2 separate regions of the Mus musculus genome follow, and region 2 is linked to region 1. The links are chromatin loops, found by intact Hi-C in ENCODE. Cell type or tissue: left cerebral cortex. All regions are shown on one strand. Links, peaks and the distances in the headings refer to the core of each region. The heading gives the core; the rest is flanking DNA. Region 1 holds the start of Cep57l1 (centrosomal protein 57-like 1). Region 2 holds the start of Sec63 (SEC63-like (S. cerevisiae)).

Region 1 (2,905 bases), core at 209-2,708:
GGCTACACTTGGCAACAAACAGAAAAAAAATGACAAAGACTGGATTTTAATTAACCAGACCTTTCATATATATTATATTCCACAGACAATGCCATTTCTACCCAAAAACACCATAAAAACAATTCCTGTTCATCTATTTTTGAAAACCGTTTTTAGTTTAGCCTGTTCCATTTGGGCCCAACATTGAACGTTTTACAGAACCCTCTAATGCCTAGTGATGTCATTATTAACAGCTAACCAGTTAGACTACCCCCATGGAAGCAAAAGCGACGGGAATAACTAAGTCAAATCACATCGGCTAGTTAAGTCACTCTAAAACTGCTCTTACCTCGACGCTCTTCAGAATGAGCCCGCTTCTCTCTCGCACATCTTTAAAGGGACATCTCTTAGAGAGCATAAGCAGATGAGCAAGAAGTTTATTCATCCCATCCAAAGAAACCGCGTTTGAAAGTCCGTCTGAAGGTCGGGAAAGTGTCTCTTTCGCTGAACGAAGGTATTCGGTTTTTCTCAAAACGATCTGCCTAATGTTTTCCAGTGCTGTCTCTCTAGTAGTCGTGTCTCTGCTGCACAGTCCCTCCCATCTCGCTTCATTCTCTCCTTCAGCCATGACAATCAAGAGCTTTTTCTTTTTCAGCGTTTAGTCAGTTACCTTTCAGCATTCCCCCAAAGCAGCCCGTCGTTTGTTTGTTTTTTAAACAAAAAACAAAAACAACGAGAAACGCTAAGAATAAAGTCAGAGAAATCCAGCCGTCGTGAAAGCAGGCGTCTGGATGGCACTGGGAATCACACGTGCTTTTTAAAGTTGATGCTTTCAAATCGATCCACAAGGCGGATCACCCAGGCACCCTCTCCTACACGAGGGCAGTCTTCTGACAGAGATTGAAAAGAACAAACTTGGAAAGTTGCAATCTCACAGAGCTGGTTAGCTGGACACAGAGTCCCGGGGAAGTGTTCTCTGTGTCGCAGGGTCAGCGGATATCCTCACGTTGTGGAGCTGTCAAATCCGTGCTTGGTCCCAAAAGGCTGGTAAACAGTAGAAGGTTCTCCAGCCATTCGATTTTTTGTCTGTGCAGCGGCTGGTTCTCGACCGTTCCCACCCCGCCCTCCTCCGACACCAGTCTCCGCCCCCCTCGGCTCCTCCTAGCGCCGCGGCAGGGCAGCGGGCGGGTGCTGGCGGGGTAGGCGGTAGACCCTGGCCCTTAGCTGCTGGGGCCCGAGGCTCCGGTGCTCCGGGGGAGCAGTGTCCGCCAATCACAGTGTCAGCGGCGACTAAGGGCGGCGTCCCCAACCCTGCCGGTTCTTGTCCCCCGGGGTACGCCGATGCTCCTCTTACTCCTCTGTCCTCGCCCACCTCCGCCAAGCCAGAGGGCACCCCGCAATCCAGCAGTCATCGAGCCCAGGGCTGCACGGCTGAAGCAAAGGGCCCCAGGCACAGAGCCCGCCCCTTCGCCCAGCCCCGTCGGTGGGGATCGGCCCAGAGGGCGGGAGCAGGGAGGGGAGACGGGGTCCTCACCCCCAGCCCCTCCCCTGTCCCCGCCCGGGACCGCCGGGAGCCGCCCCTGCCCCATGCCTGCCTCTCCGCCCAGGCACACGCGACCCGCAAAGACAGCCATTGGAAGCAGCCCCGCCCTCGGGCAGAGTACCTCCGGACCCCGAGTCCAGCGCGCCACTGACTAAGACCGGCTGCTGCGCATGCGCGACGCCGGCCAGGGCGCATGCGCTTTCCGCGGTGTTGTCCTTTCTCGACGTTTGGAGGCGCTGGTTTGAAGAAGGGGAAAGAAAAGTAAGGAGTACAGATGCCCGGAGATGTTTATCGAACAAGAAAAGCCGAACAAATAAAGGTGCTCTATAGTATTCCAAGTAGAAATGGGATAGAATTATGAGTGACAGCCAAGCAGGCAGGGCTTTGCGTTGGCTTTTGGGAAATGTAGTTGTAATGCTAACTACGCGCTCTGTTTGCGACAGAAACTACAATTCCCAGATGCCACCGCGACACTTGTCTTTGCCCGCGAACCAACGGTTCTGGAGGCCGTGGTTAACTGGGAGCGTCCATCTGGTAAGCGTGGTAGGCTTGGTTGTGACCCGTTCAGTGAAAAAAAATTTTTTTTTTCCCCTCGGAAACTCTGGTGCCGACGCCATCTGGGATTGCTTCCTTTCCGTCGTGGCTTGCCGGGAGAGAAATAGTGCAGGTGCTCAACACCTTTGGTTGGGTGACTGAGGCAAGGATTTGGGGATCATTGTTTGGAAGGCCAAGGAGCAGCCTTAAGACAGGCAAACTGGAAAAAAAAAAAAAAGAAAAGAAACAAAAAAGCAAAACAAAAAACCGACGCCGCTGCTTCTGCTGTCCTCTTGCACATAGGCCCGTGCTGAATGGATTAGGAATCCCTAAGCGTTGCCATTGCACCTTTGCCCTTACAGGGATCTGTTTTGTGCTGTCTTTGCTCAGTCAGATAGCATCCGAAGGGGATCTTTGAAAGCAAGTCTCTTGTGTCTGAGACTGAAAAGAACTTCAAATGTCCTTAGGTTTGGAAGGTTCTGTATGAAAAGAAGCCTATAAAAACCTCCTAAATGTGTTATCTTTGAACGATATGGTCATTTCTCTAAAGGTGTTTTTGGAAGGTTTTTAATAGACTGGTAATCGGATTCGATTTTAATCCTTTGTTTTACAAAGTAAACATAGTCATAAAATATTAATCTGGAACTAAAGAGATGGTGCAGTAGTTAAGAATTGTTCTTATACAGTACTTAAGTTCGATTCTCAGCCCCAACTTGGCAGCTCACAGCCATTCATAACTTTAGTTCCAGAGGATCTGATGACTTCTAACCTCAGTAGACACCAGGCATAAACCTGGGGCACAGGCATACATGCAAACAATACACTCATTGAAAAATCCAAAACCATAAA
Region 2 (2,905 bases), core at 90-2,589, 950 kb before region 1:
GCCCCCACGCCGCTCTCACGGACACGCCGCCGCCGCCGCCGCGGCCGTCGCCAACTCTCGCGAGAGGAGCTAGTTCCCGCCCCACGCGGCTGTTCCCTCCCCGGCCGTCTCCTCCACACGCTCACTGAGGGAGACGTGGCGCGCGCAGCAAAGAAACTCTGTTGGACCCCGCCCGCGGCCCCGCCCCTGAGCCACGGACCACGCCCTCTGTTTTCCATAAGCCCGCCCCCGGGTCCCGCCCCCTGCTTACCAGGCTTTCCTTCCCAGCACCCTTCCCGGATTCCAGGAGCTTTCTTGCCAGGGTCCCCCAAGCAGTGAGCAGAGGCGAGCGTCCTAGGTGCGATTGGGACCTGAGCTTTTGCAACCTAAGCGAGGTTGCCAAACCTCTCCACTCTCTCCTATCCCTCTCACTTTTCCTCCACGTGAACCTCATGGAAACAAGTGCCATTAAAATAGGGAGCAAGGAAAAATAAATAAATGAAAAGAATAGGGAGCAAGGAACTCCTCAGAGTTCCAAAGCCTTGGTATTTGGAGCTGCCAGTTCACTAATGCTTTCTGTGACCCAAGCGATCATGTCTTCAATTTGTCAGTAAAACATGAAATAAAGCAAAATATAGATCGGTGGCTCTCAACCTTCCTAATGCTGCCACACTTTAATACAGTCCCTCATGTTGTCGTGACCCCGAACCGTAAAATTATTTTCATTTCTAGTTCATAACTGTAATTTTACTACTGTTACGAATTGTAATGTAAATATATGATGTGCATGATATATATACTCCCTCTAAAACGGTCTTTTGATAACTCCCCCTTAACAGGGTCAGGACCCACATATTGAGAACCAATGTCATATATGCTCTATTGATGAGAAAATTCAGACTCAAAACATTTTCCAGAGGTAACGCTCAATGGTTTGGGTTTGCTCAGGGCTTGAGGATCCAAACCCAGATCGCTCTGACGCCCCAAAGAGCCGCTGGCACTCCCCTGCAACCTGTGGGCAATCTGAAGAGGCAGTCACTCTCTGCTCCTGGCCACCGAATCTCAAGCTGGAGTCAGCTGAACTGCAGGATAGTCCTCTAACCTTGCAAAGATCCCACCAGAGTCCAGTGGTGGCCTTAGCAGGGTGGGTCCCAGTGTCTGCACTGCCCTCTGTGGATCAAGAGGACACAGGGCACTTTACACAGGACCGCTGTGAATAGTAAAGGAAACTGTGCAATATCTTTAAAAAGAGAAGCTACCGCGCAAGTACAAACATTCTGCTGTATTTTTTTTTAAGATTCATTTTTTATTTTTATGTATATGAGTACACTGTAGCCATCATGTGGTTGCTGGGATTTGAACTCAGGACCTTCAGAAGAGCATTCAGTGCTCTTAACTGCCCGTTTTGTTGTTGTTTTGTTTACTTTGCTTTTTGTTGGGGGGGGTGTTTTTTTTTTTTTCTTTTTGAGCCAGGGTTTCTTTGTGTAGCCCTGGCTGTCCCGGAACTCACTCTTTAGCCAGGGTTGGCCTCGAACTCACAGAGATCAGCCTGCCTCTACCTCCTGAGTGCTGGGAATAAAGCTGTACACCAGCACCAGCGTTTAAGGATTGTTTCAAGACTAGTCAGTTAACTACATGGCTTTTCAATATGCCTTCCATTGTCTGAGAGGAAATCTGGTTACACAAGCTCTTTCATTGAATGTCTCAAAACCAGTATTTATCATAATGAGTCATGCTTCCCCTTATACTAGATTATGTTCACAAGTATTCTGTCTCCCCTTTCAAATTCCAATTTAACAGCACATTTCTGAAAGCCACTTTTGCTACATTTTTCTGCCTTGTTCCCCCCCCCCCACTCCCCCGTAAAGTTTCCAAGGACTTTATTGTAAGAGGGAAACTTAGAAGTGGAAAAGAAACTTGGACTATGAAATCAGAACAGAACTAGGGCCATCCTGAGGCAGGATAGACAGGGAATTTGGGAGATTGAAGACAGAAAAGGGGACCTCATCCCAGAGTACTTAATGCCAGCACTCAGGTAGCAGAGGCAGGCAGATCTCTGTGCATTTGAGGCCAGCCAGGGCTATACAATGAAACTATCAAAAAAAAAAAAAAAAAAAAAAAAAGCCTGTCAGCAGGTGAGAATCAAGAACTCAACATTTTTGTCTAGGATGCTGACCTAGAGTTGACATTCATTTCAGACATAGATATTTCATGTTAAAGTAGCAACAACCCAAACTTACGGCCTGAACATATATGACCCAGGCAGGCTCTCATTCCTTTGCCCAGACATTGCCAGAAAAATCACAAACAATACTATTTACAGTAAATCTATCCAACATCTCTGGGGACCAGACTTTTCCTACTGACTGTAATGCCACAAAATGTGCCCAGGAACCATCCTGTGGAAACATAGTAACTTCAAACTCCATCAAAATCTCGTATGACTATTGTATCAAACAGTCAGCCATGGCTGTCTTTGAGTGGCCCCAAGCCCTTGCTCTCTGTCCAGCTGCAGTTCCAAACACTCTTTCTCCTGACCTCACGCTTAAGTCTCAGTTCCAGTAGAATTGACAGAAAAGAAAAGAGAAGAAAAAAAACACCAACCCTCCACTTTCTTTAGTTTAGTTCCAGAATTCTTTTTGAAAAACAAACCCATGAGTCCTAATTGAGCCTGAGTGGTGGTCCCTAAACTCTAGGGGACCTCCTGACGCTGCTGGGGAAGAGGGCTGCCACTGGAGAGCTCTGCTCCCATTATTTGCTGACACACAGCCTTACTGAAAACATGCACCACTCACAGACTTGGCTCCTCTGCAGCAGGTAGCCTTTGCCTTGGGTAGGCTCTCTTGTCAAGTCCTTGCATGTTTTCAGGATATTGAACTGGATTTTTTTATAACTCCATTTATGTTTAACTCAGCATTTCTGCAAA

The links. A loop is a pair of places that touch in the nucleus more often than their neighbours do. Peaks named below come from ENCODE experiments on the same cell type or tissue, not always from the same donor. Only the 100,000 strongest peaks of a DNase experiment are listed, where the experiment ranks them.
Region 2: it touches region 1 in a loop (2.4-fold over the local background); 3 of 42 quality-filtered maps call a loop at or near these places.

What each region holds. Positions count from the first base shown.
Region 1 is chr10:41,808,724-41,811,628 of GRCm38, reverse strand. Cep57l1 (centrosomal protein 57-like 1) reads left to right here and starts at 1,761. Exons shown (of 11, transcript NM_001243074.1): 1 at 1,761-1,841; 2 at 1,966-2,056. The coding sequence starts at 1,982. It overlaps Sesn1 (sestrin 1), which reads right to left and starts at 1,055. Exons shown (of 10, transcript NM_001162908.1): 1 at 329-1,055. The coding sequence starts at 607. In left cerebral cortex, for the core only: CTCF peaks have their summits at 872 and 1,756; DNase peaks (open chromatin) are centred at 523, 1,176, 1,716 and 1,932; H3K4me3 peaks cover 2,368 bases; H3K27ac peaks cover 2,171 bases.
Region 2 is chr10:42,758,708-42,761,612 of GRCm38, reverse strand. Sec63 (SEC63-like (S. cerevisiae)) reads right to left here and starts at 117. Exons shown (of 21, transcript NM_153055.3): 1 at 1-117. In left cerebral cortex, for the core only: a CTCF peak has its summit at 1,141; DNase peaks (open chromatin) are centred at 136 and 1,029; H3K4me3 peaks cover 468 bases; H3K27ac peaks cover 347 bases.